2 separate regions of the Homo sapiens genome follow, and region 2 is linked to region 1. The links are chromatin loops, found by intact Hi-C in ENCODE. Cell type or tissue: PC-3. All regions are shown on one strand. Each heading gives the region's core, and the rest is flanking DNA. Links, peaks and the distances in the headings are about the cores only.

Region 1 (15,704 bases), core at 5,141-9,140:
AAAAAAGAAGATCTCAAATAAGCAACCTAAGATTACACCTCAACAAACTAGACAAAGAACTAACTAACCCAAAAGTTAGTAGAAGGAAAGAAATAATAAAGATCACATCAGAAATAGTAAAGACTAAAAAACTGATACCAAAAAGAAATAAAACTACTAGTTGGTTTTCAATAAAATAACAAAATTGACCAACTTTTAGCTAGATTAAGAAAAACAGAGAATACTCAAATAAAACCAGAAAGAGGAGACATTACAATAGATACTACAGAAGTACAAACGATCATAAGAGACTACTATGAATAATTACATGCCAACAAATTGGATAACTTAGAAGAAATGGATGAATTCCTAGAGCAAAAAACCTACAAAGACTGACTCAGAAAGAAATAGAAAATCTGAACAGACCAATAATGTGTACATGATTGTATCAGTAATAACAAGTCTCCCATCAATGAAAAGGCCAGGACCTAATGGCTTCACTGCTGAAGCATACCAAACATTACAAAGACTAATATCAACCCTCCTCAAACTCTTCTTAAAAACTAAAAAGAAGGAATGCTTTCACATTCATTTTATGAGGATAGCATTACACTGATACTAAACACAGAAAAATAATACGCTAATAAAAGAACATTACAGGCAATATCCCTGATAAACATATGTGCAAAAATCCGCAACAAAATACTAGAAAACTGAATCCAGTAGCACTTTAAAAAGATCATTCACCATGATCAAGTGCGATTTGTTTCACGAATGCAAGAATAGTTCAACTTACACAAATAAATAAATGAAAGGATGGATGATAAAAATGTGTATCTATATATATATGTTTTATACACACACACACACACACACACACACACACACACAGAGGAATATTATTCAGCCTTAATGAAGAAGAAAATCCTGCCTTTGCATCAACCTGGAGGACATTATAATAAGTGAAATAAGCCAGACACAGAAAGGCAAATACTGTGTGATCTCGCTTACATATGGAATCTAAGAAAGTCAAATTCCTAGAAATAGAGAGTAGCTTAGTGATTGCCAGAGCCGTGGAAGGGGGAAATGGAGAGATGTTGATCAAAGGATACAACTGTATAGCTTTGCAAGATAAATAGGTTCTGGAGATCTAATGTGCAGAATGGTGACTAGAGTTAATAATACTGTATTGCATACTTGAAATTTGCTAAAAGAGTTGATCTTAAGTGTCCTCACCATATACACAAAAGTATTATGTGAGGTGGTGAATATTTTAATTAGCTTATGATAATAATTTCACAGTGTACATCTATATTAAGGCATTACATTGTACATCTTAAATATATATAATTTTTATTTGTGAAGTGTACCTCAATAAAACTGGAAAAAATAATTGAAAAGTAATGAAAAAAATTAAAAGCTATTATGTGTCAAATGACATTATCAAGAAAGTGAAAAGCAACCTACTGATGAAGCAAACCTATTGACAAAGGCCTGGTGTCCAGAATATATTAAGATCTCTAGGCTGGGAGCAGTGGCTCACACCTGTAATCCCAGCACTTGGGGAGGCCAAGGTGGGAGGATCACTTGAGCCTGGGAGTTCGACACTGCAGTGAGCTATGATTGGGCCACTGCCCTCCAGGCTGCGTGACAGAGTGAGACTGCCATCTCTTAACCCACTTCTTATTTAGAAAAAGAAAATATGTAGCTTGCTGCCTGCATAGTATTCTTGGGGCAAATGGGAAATGAGTTAAAAAAAAAAAAAAGAACTCTTACAACTCAACAATAAAAAGAAAAACAAGAACGTGAATAGACATTTTTTCCAAAAAAGATATACAAATAGGCAATAAGTACATGAAATGATGGTCAACATCATTAGTCATTAAGAAAATGCCAATAAAATCACAATGAAATAAGACTTCATATCCATTAAAATGTCTATAATTTAAAAAATGGAAAATAACAAGCATTTGTGAGGATGTGGAGAAATTAGAATCCTGTATATTGCTGGTGGGAATGTACAGGGAAAATGGTTTGGCCACTGTGGAAAACAATTTGACAGTTCCTTAAAATGCTAAACATAGAATTACCATGTGATCTAACAATTTTACTCTTAGGTGTATATATACAAGAATTGAAAACAAGTGCCCAAACAGATACCTTGCATGAGAATGTTCATAGCAGCACTGTTACAACAGCCACACCCAAATGTCAATCAATAGATGAGGGGATAAACAAATTGTGGTTTATACAGCTACAAAAAGGAATGAAGTACTGGTATCCGCTACATGGCTGAAACTTGAAAGCAAGGGCTGGGATGGGGTCATGGAAAGTACCAGCTTATTGGGTACTGCATTGTGCTTTGGGGTCATGAAAATGTTTTGGAACTGGATGGAGGTGGTGGTTGCCAATGTGAACATACTAAATACAACGCATTGTTCACTATAAGACTGCTACTTTTCTTATGAGAATTTCACTTCAATTAAAAAATACCTTCCATGTATCCTTTCTAAGGATGATACTAGAATATTTGCTTTGGCAAAATGAGGAAGTAACTTTTTTTAAAAAGGAAGATGTGGGATCCATGAAACGGGATCAAATATCAGAGAGGAAAGGGGGTCTTCTGGATGACAGTCCATGGAGATCCCACAACTGCACAGCAGGCCGGCTGTGCACCCAGGCCACACCAGAGCAGAGCCGGTGGTTCCCGAGGAGCTCTCTGGAAGAAAAACGCTAGATGGCCTGATTGGTTTGGGGGCATATTGAAAAGGTATATAACTGAGAATTTGGAGTGGAATTAGGAAACAGACATAAAAGCTTACAGAAAAGAAAATAATGAATTCTAGGGAGAAATATAAAAGGATACTACAGGCCTCAGTTACATAAACACTGAATATTTACTTAACCAAAATTACAATATAATTACATAATTATTTTAGGTACATATGGCAAAAGGATGTGTGGGTGTATGTAGTATGTACGGTGTGTGAAGTGTATGTGTGTGGTATGTGGACGGTATGTGTATGCTGTGTATGCCAATAAAATCACAATGAAATAAGACTTCATATCCATTAAAATGTCTATAATTTAAATGTCTATAATTTTAAAAATGGAAAACACTTCTCATATGGCAGGAGCAGGAGCAAGGGTGGGGGAGGTACCACACACACTTAAACAACCAGATCTCCTGAGAACTCACTATCAGGAGAACAGCACCTGGAGAAGGTGCTAAACCATTCATGAGTTACTGCCCTATGAGCCAATCACCTCCCATCAGACCCCGCCTCCACACTAAGGATTACAATTTGACTTGAAATTTGGGCATGAACACAGATCGAAACCATATCAATAGGTAATGACTAAAACTGAAAAAAGAAGTACCACAGTCAGAAAGTTATTTAGAGAGCTGAAGGTAAATGCCAATAGGATCAGTTGAAAGAATTGGAGGTGGCCGGGTGCGGTGGCTCAGGCCTGTAATCCCAGCACTTTGGGAGGCGGAGGTGGGTGGATCGCCCTGAGGTCAGGAGTTTGAGACCAGCCTGGCCAACATGGTGAAACCCAGTCTCTACTAAAAATACAAAAATTAGCCAGGCCTGGTGGTGGACGCCGTAGTCCCAGCTACTCAAGAGGCTGAGGCAGGAGAATCGCTTGAACCAGGGAGGTGAAGGTTGCAGTGAACCGAGATCGTGCCACTGCACTCCAGCCTGGGTGACAGAGCAAAACTCCATCTCAAAAATAAATGAAATAAAGAATTGGAAGTGTTTGCCTCTGGAGAGAAGGAAACGCAGTAATTCTGTAAAAACAGAACTTTTTACTTTTTTTCTTTTTTTTTTTTTTTTTGAGACAGAGTCTCCTTCTGTCACCCAGGCTGGAGTGCAGTGGTGCAGTCTTGGCTCACCGCAACCTCTGCCTCTTGGGTTCAAGCAATTCCCGTGCCTCAGCCTCCCAAGTAGCTAGGATTACAGATATGGGCTGCTATATCCAGCTAATTTTTTTTTATTTTTATTAGAGATGAAGTTTCACCATGTTGGCCAATCTGGTCTCAAGCTCCTGGACTCATGATCCTCCTGCCTCGGCCTTCCAAATTGCTATGATTACAGGTGTGAGCCACCATGCCTGGACAGAACTTTTTGACTCTTTAAACTATGTGCATATATAAAGCTGATTTAAAAAAAACCAAGTAAAATAATTTTAAAATGTTCCAAAACAGATTGGATGGGTACACACTTCATCATGAGTGGTTGAGGGAGACTGGGTTAGAGATGAGGAAATTCCAGGGACTGGGGAAAAGTTAAAATGACAAACTGTTCACAATTGTTAACTGCAGGTTGTGGGAAAGTTGGTAAGTTGCTACAGTGTTTGTTCCCTCTGTAGGTTTGCATATATTTAACATTTCTTAAATTAGCATAATAATGAACTGTGTAATCAGCTGTAGAGTTGAGGGTGTGGAGCTGGCACAGGACAGCTGAGCTACTGGTTTAAAATAAATGACATTTAAAAAAATGGCTATTTGTAGAATTAACAGATATAAGACACCCTGATCAAGGGATGATAAGAAAGGACTCCAGGGCTCTGTCTCAGCTGTCTTGGCAACACCTGGAAGACATGGGCCTCTGCAAGGTCTCATACTTTCAGGAGGTGTTGATGAAGGATATGGACAGATCTGAAGCTCTGGGCACTGCATGGTCTGAGAAGAGAAGCTCCGGAAACGCGGGAGCTGAGTGCAGATGCAGAAGGGCTGTCATCCAGCAGAGGGGTAGGTGACAACTGGCCTAGCGAGTGACCCTTATCATGGCTACATTTGTTGATCACTTTCTTTGTATGAGGCACTGCTGTGATTGCATTAAATTTCCACTTACCTAAATCCAACGTTGTGCACTTGTGAATTTCTACTCTTACAAAAAACACAACGGCAACAACCTCAAACCAGTAATCTAGTCAAAAAAGCAATTCCCAAGGCATGACATTCAGATTCATCAGCACTCACAGAGACTACAGTGATTGCTGATAACGCCAACTTAATACCTGGCCAACAGCATGGATCCTGACCTCCACTTTTCTTGTGTGTTTACAGAACCACAAAAAGGTGCAGTGTTTTCATTTTTGTTGCATGTTTCACAGGTCTATATAACCCACTTTTAAAGTAAAAAAGGGTCTTAGTGATGAACAATAAAAGTATAAATTCAATACACCATATACCTTTGTCATATGACTATATATAGACTTTTACATACCCTTGCATATGGATCATATGGATCAAATTAGTAGATGAAATAGAATTTTTAAAAAATGAAATATTTTCTGGTTATCAAGCATATCAGCTACCTTTAAAATATTAATTTTACTGTACTTATATTAATTATTGAAGCTTAAACTTCAGAATAGTGGAGGATAAAAGTAAAATATAGCAAAAAGATTTCTCCTTTATTACTTCTTTAAATCAGAGAAAAGACATTTAAAGAGAAAATAGGAGTATCTTCCCCACTCCACATAACTTATGAAGTAAGCAGCTAATTGATCATATCATAAAGAGGCACCAGATAAAATCTGTGTGGCTCAAAATATTAGGAGCACTGCTTCTGTGAAATCAGTTAAAGTAAACGCCCATATTGGTCATGCATTGATACACATGCTTATTTTCCTAAGTGAATTCTCCACAATTCTGAAAATCAGTGAAAAGATCATCTCATGTTAGTTCCACACAAAACCAAGCAGTGCATGTGACTGTCCATGTTTCCAGGCATACACATCCCGTTTCACCAGGATCAAAGTGCCCAATGGGAAGCAACTTCTTGCCTTTTAAACCAGATTCAGTAAACAAAAATTATTTTGCATAGCTGACACAGGAGCACATCGATTGCATGAAAAAGGTCACTCTGTGGAAGGAAGCTTACAACGTCAAATTGAGAGGTGACAAAGTGCTAGCAGCCCTCGCTCACTCTGGGCGCCTCCTCGGCCTTGGCGTCCACTCTGGCCATGCTCTAAGAGCCCTTCAGCCCACCACTGCGCTGTGGCGGGCCCCTCTCTGGGCTGGCCGAGGCGGAAGCCGGCTCCCTCTGCTTGCGGGGAGGTGTGGAGCGAGAGGCGCGGGCGGGAGCCGGTGCTGCGAGCGGCGCTCGCGGGCCAGCGCGAGTTCCGGGTGTGCGCGGACTCAGCGGGCCCCGCACTCAAAGCAGCCAGCAGGCGCCGCAGGCTCCTGGCAGTGAGGGGCTTAGCACCCGGGCCAGCAGCTGCAGAGGGTGCGCCGGGTCCCCCCAGCACTGCCGGCCCGCCCGCACCGCGCTCGAATTCTCGCTGGGCCTCAGCCGCCTCCCCGCAGGGATAGGGCTCGGAACCTGAAGCCCGCCATGCCCGAGTCCCCCCTCCCCCCGCATCCCCTCCCGGTGCCCCGCCTCGTGCCGCTGTCGCACGTCCATTGCCGGCATTGCCGGCGCGCCTCGCGCGGTCCGGAAGCATCAGTGTCCTCCCGGAGGCCTAGGGCCCGCTGCGGCTCCCACCCTGGCGACCCTGGATTGCTCTCCTCACTCTCAGCCTCACGCCCCACTTCTTCCACCCCAAATTTTGCGGCCTCAGAAGGACACGAACTATCTGCTGGCTGAAGTCGCTTGGGACAAAACCCGCCACAGGATTTTGGGAGCCGGGCACTCCCTCCCACGGGAGGCGAGGGCAAAATGTGGGGTCTGCTGCCCCCTGCCGGCCTGGCTGATGTTTGCTTCTGTTTCCACGCTGCCCAGCAATGTTCCAGGTGGAGCTTGTGGAAGGTAAGGCTGAGAATAAATGCTGTTTGCAAATTCCAGAAAAGAAAAAAAGTAGCTCTTCTCTTTAGCAATAGGTTTTCCCCACCCAGCCAGAACTTCTGTAGGTTGTATTTAACTCTTAAGTGCGTCAGAGCTATTTCCTGCCGTCGCTGGCATTACCCTACCCTAGGCAGGGAAGTTTCAGGACAATGTCTGAAAACTCCAGGCTCTTGAATGAAGCAACCTTTCACATTAAGTATGTAGCGTAATCTACCAGGTCTCCTATGATTTACCATTCATGCAAAAGGAGCAAGTTTCTGCAAAACAGGGCTTTCAAAGAGCCTTTTTCACGAGAAGAAAATGTTGGAAGAGCTGATTTGTAGCGTATTTGTTGTTTTTACATCTAAAACTAATCGCATTAAAGGTAGTTAGGGGTATGAATGATAAATAATGAAAAGGATCAAAATAGGAATGTTTCATTCACTTTAACCTGGCCCATGCGGTGCACTTCAGGCCCTAGACTCTGGTTTGAACTCTGCCATTTCTGCCATTCCTTGGCTTTGTTTGCTTCATTGCTTGGACTTTCAGACTGATTAGAGTTCTGTGAATACAGTAGGTGCTCAATAAATCCTTATTCTGGGTAGTGCCATTGATGCCTGTGGCAGTGACTGCAGATTGGAGGGCTCCTGCAGCAACGAGGCGTGGGGCTGGAGGGCCTGGCTCTGGCATCCAACCCTGCTCCATCTGCCACACTAGCTGTGTGACTTTGGGGGAAGTTATGAACCTCTGCTGAACTCTCTATGGGTAAAATAAGAGTGGTAGTAATAGCGCCTCCCTCATAGGGTTGGAGTGAGGAGTAAGTGAACTAACCTGTGTAAAGGATCTCGTGGTGCCTCATATATGTGTAAACTATTCATCGGACAGGGGGCTAGTATTAGAATATACAAGGATCTCGAACATCTCAACAGCAAAAAACCAACCCAATTAAAAAAAAAGGGCAAATGATCTGAACAGACATTTCTTGAAAGAAGACATACAAATGGCCAACAAATGTATGAAAATGTGCTCAACATCACTAATCAGGAAAATGCAAATCTAAACCACAACGAGCTATTGTCTCACCCCAGTTAGTAGGGCTATTATCAAAAAGACAAAAAATAAAAAATGCTGGTGAGGATGCAGGAAAAAAAGGGAATTTTAAAAACAGTTGGTGGGAATTTAAACTAGTGCAATTGGTCTGAAGAACAGTATGGAGGTTCCTCAAAAAAATACAGATAGAAGTACCATATAATCCAGCAATCTCACTGCTAAGCATTTATCCAAAGCAATGGAAATCGTTAAATATCAAAGAGACCTCTGCATCCTCAGGTTTACTGCAGCACTATTCATAATAACAAAGACATGTAATCAATCTAGTTGTCTGACTACACATGAATGGATAAAGAAAATGTGATATATACATACCATAAAATACTATTCAACCATTAAAAAAATGAGATCCTATCTTTTGCAGCAACATGGATGAAACTAAAGGAAGGTTTGTTAAGTAAGCCAGGAACAGAAAGGTAAACAGTGAGTGTTCTCACTCAGTGTTACAGTAGGTAGCTAGTAAGGTATGAGCAGGGCAGAACAGTGCCTTCCCCTACCACCGCCCCAAACACACACCTGGAGTGTTGTCAACCATTAGGTGATGGTCAGGCAGTTTTTAACTGTCTTTGTAAAGTAATAATTGGTCACAGCTGGCACCAGTGAAAAGCCATCTCCCAATAGATAGAAAACACCTGAAACAGCTTCTGGATAAGCTCTCAGGAGTTGGGTGAGTGGGGAGAAGGGATACAAGACCCCGGAAGCATGCCAGTATATAAAACCCCAAGTCAAAAGGTCAAAGCACACACTTGACTTTCTTTTTAAAAAATTTTTTTAAAAATTATTATACTTTAAGTTCTGGGATACATGTGCAGAACATGCAGGTTTGTTACATAGATATCCATGTGCCATGGTGGTTTGCTGCACCCATCAACTTGTCATCTACATTAGGTATTTCTCCTAATACTATCCCTCCCCTAACCCCTCAACCCCTGACAGGCCCCAGTGTGTGATGTTCCCTTCCCCATGTCCATGTGTTCTCATTGTTCAACTCACGCTTATCAGTGAAAATATGCAGTGTTTGGTTTTCTGTTCTTACGTTAGTTGGCTGAGAATGATGGTTTCCAGCTTCAGCCATGTCCCTGCAAAGGACGTGAACTCAACCTTTTTATGGCTGCATAGTATTCCATGGTGTATATGTGCCATGTTTTCTTTATCCAGTCTATCACTGATGGGCATTTGGGTTGGTTCCAAGTATTTGCTATTGTGAACAGTGCCGCAGTAAACATACGTGTGTGTGTGTCTTTATAGTAGAATGATTTATAATCCTTTGGGTATATACCTAGCAATGGAATTGCTGGGTCAAATGGTATTTCTAGTTCTAGATCCTTGAGGAATTGCCACACTGTCTTCCACAGTGGTTGAACTAATTGATACTCCCACCAACAGTGTAAAAGTGTTCCTATTTCTCCACATCCTCTTCAACATCTGTTGTTTCCTGACCTCCTAAGGATCACCATTCTAACTGGCATGAGATGGTATCTCATTGTGATTTTCATTTGCATTTCTCTAATGACCAGTGATGATGAGCTTTTTTTCATATGTGTATTGGCTGCATAAATGTCTTCTTTTGAGAAGTGTCTGTTCTTACTGCCCACTTTTTGATGGAGTTGTTTTTTTCTTGTAAATTTGTTCAAGTTCTTTGTAGATTCTGGATATTAGCCCTTTGTCAGATGGATAGATTGCAAAAATTTTCTCCCATTATGTAGGTTGCCTATTCACTCTGATGATAGTTTCTTTTGCTGTGCAGAAGCTCTTTAGCTTAATTAGATCCCATTTGTCAATTTTGGCTTTTGTTGCTATTGCTTTTGGTGTTTTAGTCATAAAGTCTTCTCCCATGCCTATGTCCTGAATCATATTGTCTAGGTTTTCTTCTAGGGTTTTTATGTTTTTATGTTTTATGTTTAAGTCGTTAATCCATCTTGAGTTAATTTTTGTATAAGGTGTAAGGAAGGGGTCCAGTTTCCGTTTTCTGCATATGGCTAACTAGTTTTCCCAACACCATTTATTAAATAGGGAATCCTTTCTCCATTGCTTGTTTTTGTCACGTTTGTCAAAGATCAGATGGTTGTAGATGTTTGGTGTTATTTCTGAGGGCTCTGTTCTGTTTCATTGGTGTATATATCTGTTTTGGTACCAGTACCATGCTGTTTTGGTTACTGTAGCCTTGTGGTATAGTTTGAAGTTGGGAAGCGTGATGCCTCCAGCTTTGTTTTTTTTTTGTTTTTGTTTTTGTTTTTTTTTTTTGCTTAGGCTTGTCTTGGCTATATGGGATCTTTTTGGTTCCATATGAAATTTAAAGTAGTTTTTTCTAATTATGTGAAGAAAGTCAATGGTAGCTTGATGGGGATAACATTGACTCTATAAATTACTTTGGGGAATATGGCCATTTTCATGATTCTTCCTGTCTATGAGCATGGAATTTTTTTCCATTTGTTTGTGTCCTCTCTTATTTCCTTGAGCAGTGGTTTGTAGTTCTCCTTGAAGAGGTCTTTAACATCCCTTTAAGTTGTATTCCTAGGTATTTTATTCTCTTTGTAGCAATTGTGAATGGGAATTCACTCATGATTTGGCTCTTTGTCTATTATTGGTGTATAGGAATGCTTGTGATTTTTGCACATTGATTTTGTATCCTGAGACTTTGCTGAAGTTTCTTATCAGCTTAAGGAGATTTTGGGCTGAGATGATGGGGTTTTCTAAATATACAATCATGTCATCTGCAAACAGAGACAATTTGACTTCATCTTTTTCCATCTGATACCCTTTATTTCTTTCTCTTGCCTGATTGCCCTGGCCAGAATTTCTAATACTATGTTGAATAGGAGTGGTGAGAGAAGGCATCCTTGTCTTGTGCTGGTTTTCAAAGGGAATGCTTCCAGCTTTTGCACATTCAGTATGATATTGGCTATGGGTTTGTCATAAATAGCTCTTATTATTTTGAGGTATGTTCCATCAATACCAAGATTATTGAGAGTTTTTAGCATGAAGGGCTATTTAATTTTATTGAAGGCCTTTTCTATATCTATTGAGATAATCATGTGGTTTTTGTCATTGGTTCTGTTTATGTGATGAATTACCCTTATTGATTTGTGTATGTTGAACCAGCCTTGCATCCCAGAGATGAAGCCGACTTGATCATGGTAGATAAGCTTTTTGATGTGCTACTGGATTAGGTTTGCCAGTATTTTATTGAGGATTTTTGCATAGATGTTCATCAGGGATATTGGCCTGAAATTTTCTTTATGTTGCGTCTCTGCCAGGTTTTGGTATCAGAATGATGCTGGCCTCATAAAATGAGTTAGGGAGGAGTCCCTCTTTTTCTATTGTTTGGAAGAATTTCAGGAGGAATGGTACCAGCTTCTCTTTGTACCTCTGATATAATTCGTCTCTGAATCCATCTGGTCCTGGACTTTTTTTGGTTACTATTAATTGCTGCCTCAATTTCAGAACTTGTTATTCAAGTTCAGGGAATTCAGCTTCTTCATGGTTTAGACTTGGGAGGGTGTATCTGTCTAGGAATTTATCTATTTCTTCTAGATTTTCTAGATTATTTGCATAGAGGTGTTGATAGTATTCCTTGATGGTAGTTTGTATTTCTGTGGGATCAGTGGTGATATCTCCTTTATCATTCTTTATTGTGTCTATCGGATTCTTTTCTCTTTTCTTCATTAGTTTGGCTACTGGTCTATCTATTTTGTTGATCTTTTCAAAAAAACAACTCCTGGATTCATTGATTTTTTGAAGGGTTTTTCCTGTCTCTATCTTCTTCAGTTCTGCTCTGATCTTAGTTATTTCTTATCTTCTGCTAGCTTTTGTATTTGTTTGCTCTTGCTTCTCTAGTTCTTTTAATTGTGATGTTAGGGTGTCGACTTTAGATCCTCTTTCTTTATCTTGTGGGCATTTAGTGCTATAAATTTCCCCCTAAACACTGCTTTAGCTGTGTCCCAGAGATTCTGGTATGTTGTGTCTTTGTTCTCATTGGTTTCAAAGAACTTATTTATTTCTCCCTTAATTGCAATATTTACGCAGTAGTCTTTCAGGAGCAGGTTGTTCAGTTTCTATGTAGTTGTGCTGTTTTGAGTGAATTTCTTAATCCTGAGTTCTAATTTGATTGCACTGTGGTCTGAGAGACTGTTATGATTTCCATTCTTTTGCATTTGCTGAGGAGTGTTTTACTTCCAATTATCTGGTCTATTTCAGAATAAGTGCAATGTGGTGCTGAGAAGAATATATATTCTGTTGATTTGGGGTGGAGAGTTCTGTAGATGTCTATTAGGTTGGCTTGGTCCAGAGCTGAGTTCAAGTCCTGAATATCCTTGTTAATTTTCTGTCTCATTGATCTGTCTAATATTGACAGTGGGGTATTAAAGTCTCCCACTATTTTTTGTGTGGGAGTCTAAGTCTCTTTGTAGGTCTCCATGAACTTGCTTTATGAACCTGGGAGCTACTGTATTGCATATATATTTAGGATAGTCAGCTCTTCTTGTTGCATTGATCCCTTTACCATCATGTAATGCCTTTCTTTGTCTCTTTTGATCTTTGTTCATTTAAAGTTTGTTTTATCAGAGACTAGGATTGCAACCCACCCACCCCCCTTTTTTTTTTCTTTTTTGCTTTCTATTTGCTTGGTAAATATTCCTCCATCCCTTTATTTTGAGCCTACATGCGTCTTTGCACATGAGATGGGTCTCCTGAATACAACACACAATGGGTCTTGACTCTTTATCCACTTTGACAGTCTGTGTCTTTTAATTGGGGCATTTGGAACTTCCCAGGGGCATTGTTTACACTGTGAAGGGAAAACCGCCTACTCAAGGCTTAGTAATAGTGGACACCCCTCCCCCAACCAAGCTGGAGCATCCCAGTTCAACCTCAGACTGCTGTGCTGGCAGCAAGAATTCCAAGCCAGTAGATCTTAGGGTGCTTGGCTCCATGGGGGTGGGATCCACTGAGCTGGACCCCTCGGCTCCCTGGCTTCAGTCCCCTTTCCAGGGGAGTGAACAGTTCTGTCTCACTGGCATCCCAGGCACCACTGGGGTATGGAAAAAAAGCTCCTGCAGCTAGCTCAGTGTCTACCCAAATGGCTATCCAGTTTTGTGCTTGAAACCCAGGGCCCTGGTGGCATAGGCACCCAAGGGAATCTCCTGGTCTGTGGGTTGTGAAGACCATGGGAAATGCATAGTATCTGTGCCAGAGTGCACCATTCCTCACGGCACAGACCCTCATGGATTCCCTTGGCTAGGGGAGGGAGTTCTCTGACCCCTTGCACTTCCCAGGTGAGGCGATGTCCCAGCCTGCTTCTGCTAACCCTCCATGAGGTGCACCCACTGTCTAACTAGTCACAGTGAGATAAGCCGGGTACCTCAGTTGGAAATGAAGAAATCATCTGCCTTCTGTGTTGATCTCGCTGGGAGCTGCAGAATGGAGCTGTTCCTATTCGGCCATTTTGCCAGCCACCCCACTTGCCTTTCGTCACCTGCCTGGCCCTCTTCCGAGTGTGCTTTTCTTCCTGTCATTCCTGCTCTAAAGCTTTTAAATAAACTGTCACTCCTGCTGTCCTTTTGCCTCCTGCCTCTTAAAATCTTTCGTCCAAGGAAGCAACAATTGAGGTTGCTGCAGACCCATATGGATTTGCTGCCAGTAACAATATGTGGCAGCTAAAAAAGCTTATATCAAAGAAGTAAAAAGTAATATGGAGGATGTTCCAGGTCTGGAAGAGTGGGGAAAGGGGGAATAGGGAGAGATTTGTTAAAGGCTACAAAATTACACCTAGGTATCAGAAATATGTTCTAGTGTTTTATGCCGCTGTAGGATGAGTCTAGCTAACAATATTATATTGTATAGTTTCAAGCAACTAGAAAGAGGATATTGAGTGTTTCCAAAACAAATGAGTGATAAATGTTTGAGGTGATTGATTGATATGCTAACTACCCCTCTTTGATCTCTGTACATCATTTGTATTGAAATATATCTGTGTACTCCATGAACATATGCAATTATTATTTATCAATAAAACTTAGTAAAATCTTGATTTCACAGAATTAGACAGTAGAATAGTGGTTACCAGAGGGTGAGCAGGGTAGTCAGGGAGAGGAGAATGAAAAGGGGTTGGTCAATGTGTACAAATTTCTAGTTAGATAGAAAGAATAAGTTCTGGTGTTCTATTATACACTAGGGTGACTATAGTTCATGATTATGTGTTGTGTATTTCAAGATAACTAGAAGAGAGAATTTTGAATCTTCTCACCACAAAGAAAAAATGTTTGAAGTGAGGAGTATGCTAATCACCCTGATTTGATCCTTATACAGTGTATCCATGCATTGAAACATCACACTGTACCCCATAAATACGTACAATTACTATGTGTCAATTATAAATTAAAACTTCAAAAGTGAGTACAATGCCAAGCATATAGCCATTAATCAATAAATTATAGCCATTACTATTATTATTATTCTTTCCTCCCAGTAGTAAATTGTAGTGCAGTGGTTGAAAGTAATCACTTGAGGCCAGGCATGGTGGCTCATGCCTATAATCCCCACAGTTTGGGAGGCTGAGGTGGGGGGATTGCTTGAAATCAGGAGTTTGAGACCAGCTTGGCCAAGATGGTGAAACCCCATCTCTACTAAAAATACAAAAAAATAGCTAGGCGTGGTGGTCCACACCTGTAATCCCACCTACTTGGAAAGCCGAAGCGGGAGAATCGCTTGAAACCCATAGATGAAGGTTGCAGTGAGCTGAGATTGTGCCACTATATTCCACAGTGGGAGACAGAGTGAGACTGACTCAAAAAAAAAAAAGTAATCATTTGAGATATTTGCATTGGAACCTGGCTTTCCCAATTTCCTTTGATATAACTATGGGCAAGCAAATTTCAATGTCCTGATCTATAAAATGGTAATGGGAATAACAGAGAAAAATCTGGTGATTATAGCATGGTATGGGTAATTCATAGTGTTGTTTGTATCTGGCACAGATAGACAAACCTACAATAAATGGTAGCTAGTAGTGTAGTAAAGATTCTAAAAGAGCATGTTTAGACTAACCTCTAATGCTTAGTTGTCCCATGAGGTAATAATGTCTTTATCTAATTTCACCTTTCCATTTATTAGCTTATCAGAAAGTTGAGTCCTAGAGGATTGCCAGAGTGTCAGAACTCAATGACGCCTTCCCATGTGAAGGTCAAGAACTATCTGCAGCCCTCGGTGGGACCCTTGATTGCTGACATCAGTCCTTCTACTTAAAGCAGTTCTTGTGCAATCTTTGATGCAAAGTAATTTCAAAAGAATTGCTTCAAGGATGTTCAATGGTGATTATTATTGATTGTGGCCTGGGTAGGTGGAAAAGCTACTCAGAGACCGAATACAGCAACCCAAGCTCCCATAGTTATTCATTATTGGAACTTGGTTTTCAAACTAGGTCAAATGAAACTGAACAACGTTTGGAATAATCCGTCACTGGTTGTGGACAGGGAAGGGTTCTAGAAGGGACTGGGCTGGAGAACCCTGCAGGCTTACAGTATGTTATGGGTTGGTGCTCCCCTACCTACAGATTCTTTTAAAAAACTGTCCCTACAACTTACTGAACTGGAATGTCAGCTCAGTGGAGTCCTTCTTCTCTGGCCACTCTTAGGGGACTGAGGGATGGTTGGATTCAGAAAAGGGCTTCTAAAAATTCAGGTAATGTTTGAACTCTGCTGAGCCAGTGGCATGGGTCTCTGAGAGAATCATTAACTTAATTTGACTATCTGGTTTGTGGATGCGTTTACTCTCATGTAAGTCAACAACATCCTGGGATTGGGACACACTTTCTGGGCACTGCTGGCCAGTCCCAAAATGGAA
Region 2 (15,704 bases), core at 4,348-8,347, 150 kb before region 1:
TATGATGCTGGCTGTGGGTTTGTCATAGATGTCTCTTATTATTTTGAGATATATTCCTTCAATACCTAGTTTATTGAGAGTTTTCAACATGAACGGTGGTACATTTTTTCAAAAGCCTTTTCTGCATCTATCAAGATAATCATGTGGGTTTTGTCTTTAGTCACATTTATGTGATGAGTCACATTTTATTGATTTACATATGTTGAACCAATCTTACATCCCAGGGATGAAGACTATTTGATCATGATGGATTAGCTTTTTGATGTCCTGCTGGATTAGGTTTGCAAGTATTTTGTTGAGGATTTTTGTATCAGTGTTCATCAAGGATATCAGCCTGAAGTTTTTATTGTTGTTGTGTCTCTTTCAGGTTTTGGTATCAGGATGATGCTGGCCTCATAGAATAAAATGGGAAGCAGTCCCTCTTCCTCAATTTTTTTTGACGTTTCAGTAGGAATGGTACTAGCTCTTCTTTGCACATCTGGTAGAATTCAGCTGTGAATCTATCTGGTCCTGGCCTTTTGTTTCTTAGTAGGCTATTCATTACTGATTCAATTTTGGAGATCATTGTGGTTCTGTTCAAGGAATCAATTTCTTCCTGGTTCTGTCTTGGGAGGGTGTATGTGTCCAGTAATTTATCCATCTCTTCTAGATTTTCTAGTTTGTGTGCATAGAGCTGTCTGTAGTAGTTTCTGATGGTTATTTTTATTTTTGTGGGGTCAGTGCTAACATCCCCCTTGTCATTTGTAATTGTGTTACTTTGGGTCTTCTCTCTCTTTTCTTCTTTATTAGCCAGGTAGCAAACTATCTGTCTTATTAATGTTTTCAAAAAACCAACTCTTGGATTTGTTGATCTTTTGAATGTTTTTTCATGTCTTGACTTTCTTCATTTCAACTCTGATTTTGGTTTTCCTTGCCTGCTGCTAGTTTTGGAGTTGATTTGCTCTTGTTTCTCTAATTCTTCAAGTTGTGATGTTAGGTTCTTACTTTGGGATCTTTCTTTTTGATGTGAGCTTTTAATGCTATGAATTTCCCTCTTAACACTACCTTAGCTGTGTCCCAGAGATTCCAGTATGTTGTTTCTTAATTCTCTTTAGTTTCAAAGAACTTCTTGATTTCTGCCTTAGTTTTATTATTTACCCCCAAGTCATTCAGGAGCATGTTGTTTAATTCCCATGTAATTGCATGGTTTTGAGTAATTTTCTTAGTCTTGGCTTCTATTTTTATTGAGCTGTCGTCTGAGGGTGTTTTTGGTATAATTTTGGTTCTTTTGCATTTGCTGAGGATTGTTTTATGTCCAATTATGTGGTTGATTTTTAGAGAATGTGCCATGTGATTATGAGAATAATATATATTCTATTGTTTGGGGGTAGAGAGTTCTGTGGAGGTCTATCAGATCCATTTGATCCAATGTTGAGTTCAGGTCCTGAATATCTTTGTAAGTTTTCTGCCTCAATGATCTGTCTAATACTGTCAGTGAACTGCTGAAGTCTCCCACTATTATTGTGTGGGCATCTCAGTCTCTTTGTAGGTCTCTAAGAACTTTCTTTATGAAGCTGGGTGCTCTTGTGTTGGATGCATATATATTTAGGATAGTTGGTCTTGTTGAATTGAACCCTTTACCATTATGTAATGCCCTTCTTTGTCTTTTTTGGTCTTTGTTGGTTTAAAGTCTGTTTTGTCTGAAATTAGGATTGCCACCCCTGCTTTTTTCTGATTTCCATTTGCGTGGTAGATTCTCCTCCATCTCTTTATTTTGAGCCTTTGGGTGTCATTACATGTGAGATGGTTCTCTTGACAACAGCATACAATTGGGTCTTGCTTTTTTATCGAGCTTGCCACTCTGTGCCTCTTAAGTTGGGCATTTAGCCCATTTACATTCAAGGCAAGTATTGGTATGTGTGAATTTGATGCTCTGATTGTGTTTTTATGCTGGCTTGTTTGTGTGGTGGCTTTATAGTGTCACTGGTTTGTGAATTTAATTGTATTTTTGTATTGGCTAGTAGCCCTCTTTCCTTTCTATAGTTGGTGCTCTTTTCAAGATCTCTTGTAAGGCAGGTCTGGTGGTAACAAACTCCCTCAACATTTGCTTATCTAAAAGGGATCTTATTTCTCTGTTGCTTAGGAAGCTTAGTTTGGTTGGATATGAAATTTTTGGCTGAATATATATATATTTTAAAATGTTGAATATAGGCCCACAATCTCTTCTGGCTTGCAGAGGTTCAGCTGAGAGGTATGCTGTTAGGTTGATGGGGTTCCCTTTGTAGATGACCTGCCCTTTCTCTCTAGTTGCCTTTAACATTCTGTCTTTCATTTTGACCTTGGAAAAGCTGATGATTATGTGTCTTGGGATGATCTTCTTGTGTAGAATCTGGCAGGGATTCTCTGTATTTTCTGAATTTGACTGTTGGCCTCTCTAGCAAGATTGGGGAAGTTTTCATGGTTGGTATCCTAAATTGTTTTCCAGATTGTTAGCTTTCTCCCCATCCCTTTCAGAGATGCCAATGATTTGTAGATTTGGCCTTTTTTCCCCATATTTCTTGTAGGTTTTGTTCATTCATTTTCCTTCTTTTTTCTTCATTTTTGTCAACTGTCTGATTGCAGAGAGCTAGTCTTCCATTTCTGAGATCCTTTCCTCAGCTTGGTCTATTCTCCTATTAATACTTGGATTGCATTGTGAAATTCTTATAGTTTGTTTCTCAGCTCTCAGCTCTGTCAGATCCGTTAGGTTCTTTTTTTATACCAGCAATTTAATCTTTCAGCCTCTATATTATTTTATTGTGATTTTTAATTTCCTTGAATTGGATTTTGCCATTGTGCTAAATCTTGATGATCTTCATTTGTATCCGTAGTCTGAATTATATTTCTGTCATTTGAGTTAGCTCAGTCTTGTTAAGAACCCTTGTTGGAAAACTGGTGCAGTTGTTTGGAGGACATATGACCTTCTGGCCATTTGATTTATTGGAGTTCTTACGTTGGTTCTTTCTCATGTCTCTGTGTGGGTGTTTCTTTAACTGCAGTGTAGATTGAGTACAGCCAATAGACTTCTTCTTTGGAGGTTTTCACAGGGCCAAGGCCTTGTACAGGGTCTTTATTTGTAGCTGACTTCTTGTCTTTGGTTTCATAGTGGGGCATGTTAGCAAAATAGTTTTGCTGTTGAAGTTTTGGGGTGTGATCCATTTTTTATTTTAATGATTGTGTATTTCCTTTATACCTAAAACAAGCAGAAAACCAGTAAAGGTCTTTGAGTCTCTGAATTCATAACTCCAGCATTCATATTGCTTCCTCAGGTAAGTGGGGTTTTCACCCAGCCCTTAAGGGTGTTAGATTATTTTTTATGTGAAATTAGCCAGATTGTATTTCTAAACATGATGTAAAACAATAATGACAAAAGTTATAATAAACTAGCCTTCTTACCAAATCCACATGTCTAATGTGTGTGGGAGGGTGTTAGGCAGGGGACCTGCAGCTAAGGGAGAGGCAGACAGGCCCCATGGCCCCAAATCTAGGATAGTATTTGGTATTGGTTGATGGGTGAGAGAAAGAGAGGGAACATCTGTGCAGGATGTGGTATCAGCACCTGGACTACATCTTAGGGATTCCTTCTTCATTTTTCAGTATGCCCTGACAATAATTATATCTATCAGACTTACCCCCTTGACCACTGGAACACTAAGACTGTTTTGGGATCTCTGCCTGACTTTCTCAGAGGTGCTGGTGAGGACATTATGAGTCTGGAACCTAGAAAAGCGTTCTGACTCTGCTGACTTTCTCAGAGGTGCTGGTGAGGACATTATGAGTCTGGAGCCCTAGAAAAGCGTTCTGACTCTGCCACTAGCCAGACAGACCTGGACTAGGCACGTTAACTCTTTGTATGACTTGACTCCAACCCCTCATTTGTAAAACCAGCATTTTCAAGTGGTGTTTTCCACATCAGCCTTTTGCATAAGCTGTCATTTGAAGAAAGGTTTTTGTTTGTTTGTTTTTTGTTTAACAAAAAGGTTAAAAACCACTGGTCTAGATAATTGCAAAGTTTGCTTTCCTTTTTCTGTGCTTTTTCTACTATTTTTAAAATGTCATCCTCCTTGGTTTCTTGATCCCCCTTTCTGCACTCCTGAGTCTGGGAACACTGAGGCCAACTAAAAGGAAACTTGGCAAAAGAGGAACACCTTTGGGTGTGCCAGGCTGCTCCCAGTGTTTTGCACTTATAAAAATTTAAATGCTGCAAACCTCTAAGACTTAGATATTATTGTTCCTATTTTACAAGTGAGGAACCTGAGGCTCAGAGAAGGTGCAGGATGGCACAGGGAGACCTGAATTGGAACCCTGGTTCCCACTTACTGGCTGTCGGGACTTAGAAAAGTCATGAACTCTCATTGATTGTTTTCTTATATGAAATGGGGGCTGCAGGGTTGTCGGGGGAGAAACAATAAGAATGTGCATCAAGTGTCGAGCACGTGCTACGCACTCCATCATGGCAGCTCCTACTAATATACAGAATAGAGTTGTATCTAACATGACTCTTTCTTGCAAGTGACAGAAAATCCAACTTAAGATGGATTAAGCAAAAAAGGGGAATTCTTGTTGAGCTGAAAAGTCTTTAGGCTCACATGATGGCCCCAGGGCCCAGGCCCTGTCCAGCCATGCAGTAGGCATCATCCTTGGGCACAAAGGTGAGATTCTTGTGGTGGCAGATGCTGTGGCAGCTCTTGCTTTGCCAGGAAAGACTGAGGAAGGCCACTGTCCCCATTAAGTGAACAATAGTTGGCCAGGTCTGAGAGGTTGAACTTGGGTCACAGGCCTGTCCCTGAACCCATCACTGATTGGCTCCAACCTGCATCAGCTATTACATGCTAGAGGTGGAGGCAGGACCCCACTCATACCCAGAAGGGCAAAGGGTGGATCCCTCAACAGGATTATGGGATGTAGGGTGATAGACTGCTGGGCAGCCAGAAAGCAAACAGATCCTCTCCAATACCTCAACTGATGAAAGCACCAAGCTAAAATCATAAGGATCTGGGTGTGAATTCTGGCTCTACCATCTTCCATGTGACATTGGGCAGTTATTTAATCTCTTTTAGCCTTGGCTTTCTTACCTGTACTAACATATAAGGTGATTGTGATGAGCATCATCATCGTCAACATCATCATCACCATCCACATTGCCACCACCACTCCCATTATCATCTTCATCAACATCATCACCACCGCCACCATCACCATTATCATTACCACCACCGCTATCACTATTATCATCACCCTCAACATCATCACCATCATCACTATCATCACCACCACCATCATCGTTACTACCACTACCACCACCATCATCACCACAGCCACCACCACCATCACCATCATTACTACTCAGCACCACCATCATCATTCCACCACCATCACCATCATTCCACCATCACCATTATCATTACCACCACCACTGTCACTATTATCATCACCCTCAACATCATCACCACCACCATCATCATTACTACCACCACCACCACCATCACCATCATCATCATTCTACCACCATCACCATTATCATCACCATCACCATCACCACCGCTATCATCATGATAATCATTATCATTACCACCACCATTAGCATTATCATTACCACCACCATCACTATCACTATCACCATCACCACGACCACTACCACCATCACCAACACCATCATTACTACCCACCACCACCATCATCATCATTCCACCACCATCACAATTATTACCACCACCACCATCACCACCACCACCACCATCACTATCATCATCAGTAGACATCATATAACCAGTTTGTAGCTGGCCCAGAGCCTACTTGCTGTTTCTTCTGCCCCACAACCATCCACACATTTCTAACCACCATCCCCCACTAGGCTTCTGCCTCGCCTGGTCTCACCTGCAGGTCCACTGAGAAAATGATTCTCAGAACACTAACTAGACCATGAGGTGCCACAAAACATAACTCAGGCCTGTTCATCAATTTTCTACATGTCAATAATGACATCAGGTCAATTGGCGTTCTCAGCCTCTGAGAGGGAGGTCAAAGTTTTCCTGCTCTCCCCTTCATGTTTCCAGGTGTTCCCTGACTTGGATCAAATGCAGAGTTTGGAGGTGTTGAGGCCAAGGGGATTTTCCAGGTCAGTCGTCATCCACAATCAATGGACTGATCCTGCCGCTGGACTTACCCTGCTGCCCTCTCCCCAAGGCCCCATCAGGGAGGGCTTCAATCCTCTTGTCACCTGTGGCCTACCTGCCCTCAGAGATGACATCTCTATGTCGGCCACTGGATGGCAGCACCTACTCGCAGACCACATCAACTTTCCTGGCAACTTGCGGTAGGTTTTCACCATTATCAGGATGTTTGCCTTGCTCAAATAGCAGATTCTAGAGAACGGTGCTCCCTCACACAACTATGTAGTCCAGGTGATGCACCCTCTGCCCGATGCTTGGTAGTCAGAAACTTCCATCATGCAGCTCTGCCCAGATTGAGCTGAGCTGGCCTCTGGAGTGAGGTGCTGGGACAAACATCTTCCATGCTGCTCATGTCAACTCCAGATGCAGTCAGGTTTCTGAACCAAAGTCAATGATCTAAGTGCAGTCAAAGGCTCTGGGGGAAGAAAGAGAGAGTGCCTCATCTCTTGCCTGTGCCATGCTCGCAAAGCAAGGATTTTTGCAAAATTCTAATGAAAGCTGGGCTTGCAAAATTAGAAAACTGGATTATTTGTGAGAACACTGAAACATCCCTGGGTGTGTCCATCTGGAAAAACAGCATTTCCTCTGGCAATTTTGCAACCGTTCTATTTGAATTTGGCAAAGAAAATAAAGCAGTTTTTCACAAAAGAATAAACACAACCAGGAGAATCTTCACTCTCCCAAATTGTCAAAGAAGTATAAATTAGAAAATGAATCAGGACAATTTCAACCTGTTAGATTAGCTAATATTTAAAAATTGAACACTCATACAAGTGTGGTGAAGTGATTGTTTTCTAGTGACATTTTACACTGTCATAACCTTCTAGAAAATAAATTGGCAGTGTTATTGGGAGACAGAAATATGTCTATATAATTTATGGGAACTTAGGCTCAGAAAATATTAAGGAATAAGAATGAACTTTATGAACAAAGATGTGGAGGGTTGGAAGCAAGAGGGGGGCCAACGCGCACGGGGAGGAAGCATTTGGGCAGTGACTCCGCAGACCCAGGCTCAGGTTGAACTAGACAACCTCCTTACACCTCAGTTTCCTTAACTGTAGAGCAGGAGTGATGGAACTGCCTGTTTCATAGGACTGTTGTGAGGATGAAGTGAGATACACCACATTATAAGCTTGTGCCTGGAAAGGATAATGCTTAGTAAATGATGACTATTCTTTTTTATTGCAATAAAATGTACACAGCGTAAGAGTTACTATTTTAACCATTTTTGCAGGGTACCACCAAGTGGCATTTAGTACATTCACAGTGGTGTGCAACCATCATCATATTTCCAGAATATTTTCCTCATCCCCAAAGGAAACCTCATGCTCATTAATCAGTAGCTCTCCTTTAAAATATTAGTTATGAAGATCATAGCACTATACAAAACTCATTATGTAATGTTGAGTGAAAAAATCAGGGTGTGAAATTTTGTGATATGATGTAATTAGTGAAAGAAGCATACAAAAAGTCTGAAAATATAAAAACAATAGCAATTGCATTTCTCAGACTCTACATTTAAACATTATTCTTTATGGTTTTAAAAGCAAAGAAAAAGGTAAAGAAACAACAACCAACCGCAAAGCACCATGACAAAGCTCAGATTGTTAAATCCAGGTTTTTGGAACATAGACTCTTATATGACGTTTACACTCTCCAGGGTTCAGAGAGTCTGGCAGCATTGGGAGCTGCCTTGTGTTCTACAGCCTCACGGACAGACAGGAGGTCCATCACCACTGCTCTGTTCTTCTGGAGTTTCCTTGTGAACATGTTGTGGACGTAGTTACCATTTCTTTCATCTTTTTAAACACAGGTACCTTTGGGGCTGGCTTTCTCAAGGAAGCCCAGCTCCCTGTGATTGAGAATGAAGTGTGCAATCGCTATGAGTTTCTGAATGGAAGAGTCAAATCCACTGAGCTCTGTGCTGGGCATTTGGCTGGAGGCATTGACAGTTGCAAGGTAAGAAAAGATCAAGAGACCAAAGTTAGTCTTGTGCTCTCCTGTCTCAGTCTCAGTCCCTTAGACTTGAGTCCCAAAGTAGCGAATTCAAGTAGGATTTAATCAATGGAAGACCCCAGTCTAAGTGTTGCTCAGAAACTCCCTAGATCTGTCCCAAATGTATATTCAGATCATCCAAGGGGACTTCTTGGGGCTTGAGTTCCAGATCAGCAGCAAGGGAGCCATAAGTGCCATAACTACCTCAGACCACTCACCCTCCTGGGGTGTCCCGGTGGCCAGGGACTAAAGTGGTGATTTTTCTGGTAGGGAAGGAGGTAGAGGGTACAGGACAGAGACTAACTGCACACAATATCTGAGACTGGAGCTCAGATATTGCTGATGATCAGAGTTGGCGTGTCTCCCCAATTGATTTACAACTGGGGCTTGGATACTGTTTTAAACGGGAGGAGCCTCCTAACCATCTTGACACAACCACTGACGTGACTACACTAGAGATAGACTCTTTCCACTTAATTCTACCACTCTTGCTTTACTTCATGAGAACGAAAATGTAAGATTGCACCATGAATTCATTTGCGGAAAGATTGATACTATGCTTTTATTTTATTTTATTTTATTTTATTTTATTTTATTTTATTTTATTGAGACTCTCACCCCGGTTGAAGTGCACTGACGTGATTTTGGCTCACTGCAACTTCCACCTCCTGGGTTCAAGTGAATACTCCAGCCTCCCTAGTAGCTGGGATTACAGGTGCCCACCACCACGCCTGGCTAATTTTTGTATTTTTAGTAGAGATGGGGTTTCACCACATTGGCCTGGCTGGTCTCAAACTCCTGACCTTGTGATCCACCTGTCTTGGCCTCCCAAAGTGCTGGGATTACAGAGTTGAGCCACCGCACTCGACCCTATGTTTTATTTTTAAAAATATTTATTTATTTATTTAAGCCACAACTACTAGAATAGGAAGGATTGATATTTTATTAATTTTATTTGGTATTTATTATTTTTTTTTCTTTCCTGAGACATTCTTGCTCTGTCACCCAGGCTGGAGTGCAGTGGCACATTCTTGGCTCACTGCAACCTCCATCTCCTGTGTTCAAGCAATTCTAGTGCCTCAGCCTACTTAGTAGCTGGGATGACTGGCATGTGCCTCCACACCCAGCTAATTTTTGTATTTTTTGTAGAGACAGGGTTTTGGCATGTTGCCCAGGCTTGTCTCAAACTCCTGGCCTCAGGTGATCCATCTGCCGTGGCCTCCCAAAATGCTGGGATTATAGGCATGAGCCACCACCCCCTCCTGGAAGGATTGATATCTTATAACATAATTTATAATTACAGAAAACATGTGAGTTCACTAGGAATAAATAAATTTTGAAGATAATAAAAGATTTTCACTTATGTTGTCATTTCGGCACAGTTTGGTATAGGATGTGGAGATGTTAACATTTATACCTAGCTTGCTCGTAAACTAAGACCTGAAAGGGTTGTGTCTATCAGCTGCACCCCTGGGTAGCGACACAACCTCGGGAAGGCCTCAGCCCCCTCCTCGTACAGCACTGCCTGTTGGAAAGCTTGAGGGAGGCTATGGATGTGCAGCACTTGGCAGAGGGTCTGGTCATGGAAGTTACCAGCAAATATGAGCTACTTTTATGATTTTATTTTATCCAAAAGAAAGAGAATGAAAGAAGAGGGGAGGAAACAAGACTAATCAGGAAAGATGAAGGTCTAGGGGTGAGGGAAGGAGTAAGGAGACATAAAGGCAATGTGGAGCAGCTGAGGGGGGAAATGGCTTTCACCACTTCCCAGCATCTATTGACATTGCACTCTCAAATATTTTATAAGACTCTATATTCAAGGTAATGTTTGAACCCTGCTGAGCCAGTGGCATGGGTCTCTGAGAGAATCATTAACTTAATTTGACTATCTGGTTTGTGGGTGCGTTTACTCTCATGTAAGTCAACAATGTCCTGGGATTGGGACACACTTTCTGGGCACTGCTGGCCAGTCCCAAAATGGAACATAAGGAAGTGGTTCTTCTACTTCTTTTATTTCTGAAATCAGGTAAGACATAGTTTTTTTAAATTATAAGAATTATTTTTTCTCCCACAATGTAGTAAAAATACATATGCCATGGCTTTATGTGCAATTCATTTAATTTTTGATTCATGAAATTCCCAGTTCAAAATCTTGTATATGATTGAAAAATTCTTAAAAAAATAAGTTTAATTTCCCCGTGAAGACTGTCACGGTGCTGGAATGAATGGGCAGAAAAAATAATGGTTGATTTTTCTAATCTAAAAGAGTGTGCCTACATGATGGCCAGTCTGGCTGAAAAATAAATAGCCATTGTAGCTAACTATGCAAAGGATGGCTAAGCTCTTCGCTTGGTTCTCAGTTTCATTAATTTATATCATCTCTGTTCAGGTGCCATGCTCCCCTCACTAGCAAGTTGAAACAATGAAATAACTCTTTGAATATGTTTGGTTCCTTGACCTGTTCATGGAGTGGGACTCAGCATTTCTCTCTTTGTTATGGCCTGAGTAAGGCTTTCCATCGGTATACATTTGCTTCTTATCCCTGGAGAAATTATACACATCCATTTGCCAGATGATATACGCATATAATGATTCAACAAATACTCAGGGTATTTGTTGAGTGGGTTAGGTCCCCACATTTTTATACATACATACACACATACACACCGTGTGTGATTGTGAATGTAAGTGTGTGTCCTTTACAAATACTAGCTTATTTAGCTCATGGTATAGGTAGGGTAGCATAGTCATCCCCATTTTATAAACAAAGAAATCTAGACTTAGGAAAATCATGTTATTTGTCTCGTGACCAAATTCCCAAATCAAGGAAATAAAGAAACCTGGATTTAAGCCAGATTTCCAAGAAAAAATCTAGGGCTCTTCTCACTTTTTCATCTTTGTTCCAACATTTGAAAAAATAAATCTAAACACATTCCAATGTAACTGAAGAGCAGGTTAATTGTTTGCCACTTGCAGAATCCAATTAAGAAGAGAGAAGTCTGGTATAAAGAAAGTGATTTGCTTCCAAAGCTAGCTTAGGGGAAGAAATGCAGCAGTCCTGCCGTACTACTTCACTTTAGGAGCAGAAAGTGGCACTTTTAAAAGGCAACAGAGGAGGCGAGCAAGGATTCAGGGGTCCATGCTAGCTTGGGCACCTTATCCACCAGGTAGTTGAGCAGTTGCCTGCTGGTGCCTTTGTGAGCAGGGTGTTGTCCCTTGAGGCAAATCTCTGGAGGGTGAGAGTTTTGTAGTGGGCATGCTTTGGTTTATAAATCACCTGTGAACTCAGGAGTTCCATCTTGAAGCACATACATAGTTAGATGAACTTGCCCTGCAGGGAGAGTCTGATGAAAGGGAGGTAGATGCTTGCAATTTAATCTATAAATTACCAGATAAAATTTTACAAGTTGACTTTAAAGTCAAACACATTTGAATTTAGTGGAAGCCATTCAAGAAAATATCAAAGAAAATACAGAGCAGGAGAAGATTAAGCAAAGAGTTTTTTGGGGAAATTGGTGTCTATGTCTGTGTGTGTAGGGAGTGCAGGGGATATGAATATTCTATTTCAGCCCATGGAAACTAGGATGTAGATCACTGTGAACTTATTCAGCAGGCTACACCCAAAGGCTAGAACAAACTTCTCTGCCACAGGATTAACATATGTTTTAATCGACCTGGGGGGCACATTCTCTGATAAGCTCTTTTGGAAAGCCAGGCTTTCTGTGGACGTGTTATCTTTCCAATGTGTGCTGGAATGCCCGGGGAGAGGAAAAAGTTTCTTTTACAGCCATGCTCAGTGAGAAGCGGAGAAACATCTTCTATTCACAAATTGCTAAGTCTTTTACACATGCAAATATGCATACACATTCACACACCACAGTGAGGAAGAAATTCTCACACCATTAATAAAATACATTTACTTCAGTAGCAATATACATCTACATTTTGCCTATAATATAAAAGTATTTTTCCTATTAAAAGATTTGTTTAATGTTTCTTCACCAACAAATAAACCCTATTAAATCCCCATTGCCATATGAGCCCTGGAGGTGAATCAGAGAAACAAAAGGATTGTGGAAAAATCATCAGGTTAAAAAAAGAAAAATTGATTCTGTTTTGGGATATTTCCTAGCAACATGAGCTGGGGAGGGGATCTCAGCAGTGATGCTCTATGAAGCATAATAAAATGACACAGTTACAGGTAACTTAGTTAAAGGGGGAAATAAATGGAAGTTTCCTCTTTTTGAATATCAATTGTAGCCTGCTCTGCTACATTTCAAAAACACTCTTCAAAATGTTTAACTGAACTCACTGTAGGAAGCACCTTATTAATTTATTGTGTGTTTTGAAGTCACACTGTGAGCTATAGAATTTACCCAAGCACAACTCTTCCTGGAAAAGAGAGTTCAAATGAGAAACAGTGCGGGGTGAAGACATGGATATGGGCCTAAAATATCTATTTCTCAATGATATTTTGATATATCTATCAAGTGCTTTTTAGTGGATTAGGTTCAGAATGCATCAGCCAATGCCTGTTCAATAATCCAGTTTTCCAGCATAGAGCATATTAAATTGAGGAAGGACAAAGTCACAGAGGTGGGGAGCAGGTGGACTGTGGCCAAGGACTTTGCATGAAACAGTGAGCGTGCATCCTCCTCCTTGCCCTGCCCTCATGGTCTGTGTACTCTCAGGAGGTCAGGACAGGCCTTTCTGAGAATGAGAATCTGTTCATCTGCCTTTCTACTGGATACTTGTCATCGGCATACAAACACATGTTCTCTGCAGTGTGTCATCTTTCAGAACCTCCCCTGACCCTGTATTCCCTAGAAGTCTCGCTGCTTTCAGAGCCAGGCTTCTCTCCTGCTGCCACCCCCACTGCTCTTCTAGTCACTCTTTAACCCACTCCATCTGCATGTGGCCCCCACCACACCCCTCAAAGTGGTCAAGGTTGTCCTGTTGCTTAATTCCATGGAAGCTTGGCTATCTTCATTTTATTAGCCTCTTTTGGCCTCTCACCCTGTGAAAATCACTACATTTTGTGCCAGAGATGGAGCTGGCATCTCCAGGCTTGGAAGAGGGCTGCTGAAGCTCAGCCAGGTGTCCTAAGGAGCCTCAGGACAGGGGATGCTCAGTAGCCTTGCAATGGGAACACAGCTGAGCCCCACTTGGCCACCCTTTGCCACAACCAGGCAGAAAGCAGCTTTTGAACAGATTTGTTGCCTCAGATTTGATCTCAAAGAAAAATCGTGGGCAGTATTGGTCCCAGGTTCTGCTTTTTTACAATTTCCTCTGAAATCTGGATGCCTATCAACACCTTGGAAAAACTGAATTCTCCCCAACTAATAGTGGTGTGTCACTGTAGTAAGCCTAGTACAAAAATGGCCTTCTTTGTGGAGGAGCTTCATATCCTCCATTTTTTTTTTGCTTAATTTTTGCCCAAGATGAGAACATAATTTAGTTCACTTTTTATTTATTCCCAACATCATCCATGCACCAACATTTTTGTAACTAAAGGAGGGACCATTCAGAAGATGCTTATCAACTGTCAAAGTGACAGTGTTACAACCAATGCACATATTGTAAGAAATCAAACAATGGCCTCCAAGGTTCATTTCTACACAGGGATTAGCAGATCAACATCAATCTTGGCAACACAGTTGCCACTGATGGTGTCTTATTTTTTTTATCATGACATGGCAATCAAGAGCAAACATGATTTATTCTTATTTAAGATTTTATGGTTAGACTAGGCAGATAGCTAGATATGAGCAGGAGGTGGAAGCCCCTGAGAGAATGGAGGTCTGGAGAATCTGAAACCCCAGAGATTACCCAAGTCCTGCATGCTAGACATGAGTGGAGGAGGGGGAATACCTAGGTAGAAAAGAATGCCCCTTAAGATGCCCAGCAGTCGCTCACTGTGCAGTTAACTTTTCAGAATGCTGCTAGATACATGCTGATAGGGAGGGAAGAGGGCAAAGGAGAAATTCCTAAGAGATACACGGTTGCAGTTAGTATACATCTGAGTGCTATACAACCTTCTTTGGGTGGTGGCAAGAAGCAATGCAGCCATTACGTAGAATTCATATCAAACACCTGTATCACAGGTGTTAAAGAAACAAGAAACATTGTACTTCTTGTATTCTTAATAATGATTTGCAATATTGTCTTTAGTATCACTGCAAACCTCTATAAATATGATTTTTAAAAAGTATTTCTTTAGGTTGGAATTACTTCTACGCATTGACTTATCTTCCTGGGTTTCATTAGCCGTACCCGTTGTACTTTCTTCCTTACCACTGTTTATCTCAAACTCTTGAGATTAAAGTATGGGCTCAGGAGGGAGCGAGGAGCTTCAGGACTCTCACGGACCTCCAGCACAGTGTAGCTGCCTTATGGAAAAGTGGCCACACTGTTTTCTGCACTGGTCCCTGCCCCTACTATTCCTCACTGGGCAGAGCACAGCCACCCTGGCCCTGCCTGAACATTTTAGTCAGTGTTGGCTCTGTGCTTCTCTGGGGAGGAAATCCAAGAGACAACCCACAGCCCCTCTGCCATTTCAGCTGCAGCAGTACCACCGTTAATGCCCTTGGGCTTGAGAAAGAAGGGACCTGGCCACTTCCCTGACACCTCCAGCACACAGCAGGGAAAGAATTCCAGTTTCTCTTTCTTGTGAGCTTTCACCTGCTACTCTTCACCAGGCAAGGCTCCTGGCTTGGGCCCACAGTGCAGGCACCTCGAACTCAGTTGAACATTTCCACTGGCTGCACTCTGTGTTTTTGTGGGGTGAAGCTCCCAGAGGTGACTGAAAGTCCTTCTGCCACTAACACTGCAGTCATACTGCCCTTGCTGTACTTGGACTAGGGAAGGAAAAAAGATCCTGAGTGCTTTACTCACACCCCAGTGTGCCCCAGCCACCCTATGGAAAAGAGGCCAGTGTGTCATCCCTGCAAGCACCCTGAGGCCCCTGCCCCTGCTGCCCCCAAGCTGTAGAGCCAGAATATAAAGCTGGCAGAAAAATGTAAAAAGGCTAGACTGGCTTAGCCTCCCAGCCTACATCTTTCTCCTGTGCTGGATCCTTCCTGCTCTTGAACATCGGACTCCAAGTTCTTCAGCTGTGGGACTTGGACTGTCTTCCTTGCTCCTCAGATTGCAGGTGGCCTATTATGGGACCTTGTAATCTTGTGAGTTAATACCACTTAATAAGCTCCCCTTTGTGTGAGTATATCTATATCTATAGATAGATATAGGTATACTCACTATATATACACATATATACATATACTCTCTCTCTCTCTCTCTCATATATATATATATATAATCTCCTATTAGTTCTGTCCCTCTAGAGAACCCCGACTAATACAGATTTTCATACCAGAAGTGGTTCTTGAGGAACAGAATATTAAGGATGGAATTCTTTCATTGGTTTTGGGACTTCTGGTGTTGGCTGATTAATATGATTAGACCAAAAAATGCTAAGGACTCTACTTCTAATAGTATGGAGAACACTGATAGTACTTG

The links. A loop is a pair of places that touch in the nucleus more often than their neighbours do. Peaks named below come from ENCODE experiments on the same cell type or tissue, not always from the same donor. Only the 100,000 strongest peaks of a DNase experiment are listed, where the experiment ranks them.
Region 2: it touches region 1 in a loop (32-fold over the local background); 12 of 110 quality-filtered maps call a loop at or near these places.

The regions. Positions count from the first base shown.
Region 1 is chr6:160,511,002-160,526,705 of GRCh38, reverse strand. LOC124901454 (a long non-coding RNA gene) reads right to left here and starts at 6,356. Exons shown (of 2, transcript XR_007059844.1): 1 at 5,874-6,356. It also overlaps the pseudogene LPAL2. RefSeq lists silencers at 5,963-6,072, 6,143-6,222, 6,263-6,392. In PC-3, for the core only: CTCF peaks have their summits at 6,471 and 6,672 (motif pointing left); a DNase peak (open chromatin) is centred at 6,665; H3K4me3 peaks cover 2,091 bases; H3K27ac peaks cover 845 bases.
Region 2 is chr6:160,658,674-160,674,377 of GRCh38, reverse strand. It overlaps LPA (lipoprotein(a)), which reads left to right and starts at 10,103. Exons shown (of 39, transcript NM_005577.4): 1 at 10,103-10,212. The coding sequence starts at 10,164. In PC-3, for the core only: a CTCF peak has its summit at 6,291 (motif pointing right); a DNase peak (open chromatin) is centred at 6,307; H3K27me3 peaks cover 1,189 bases.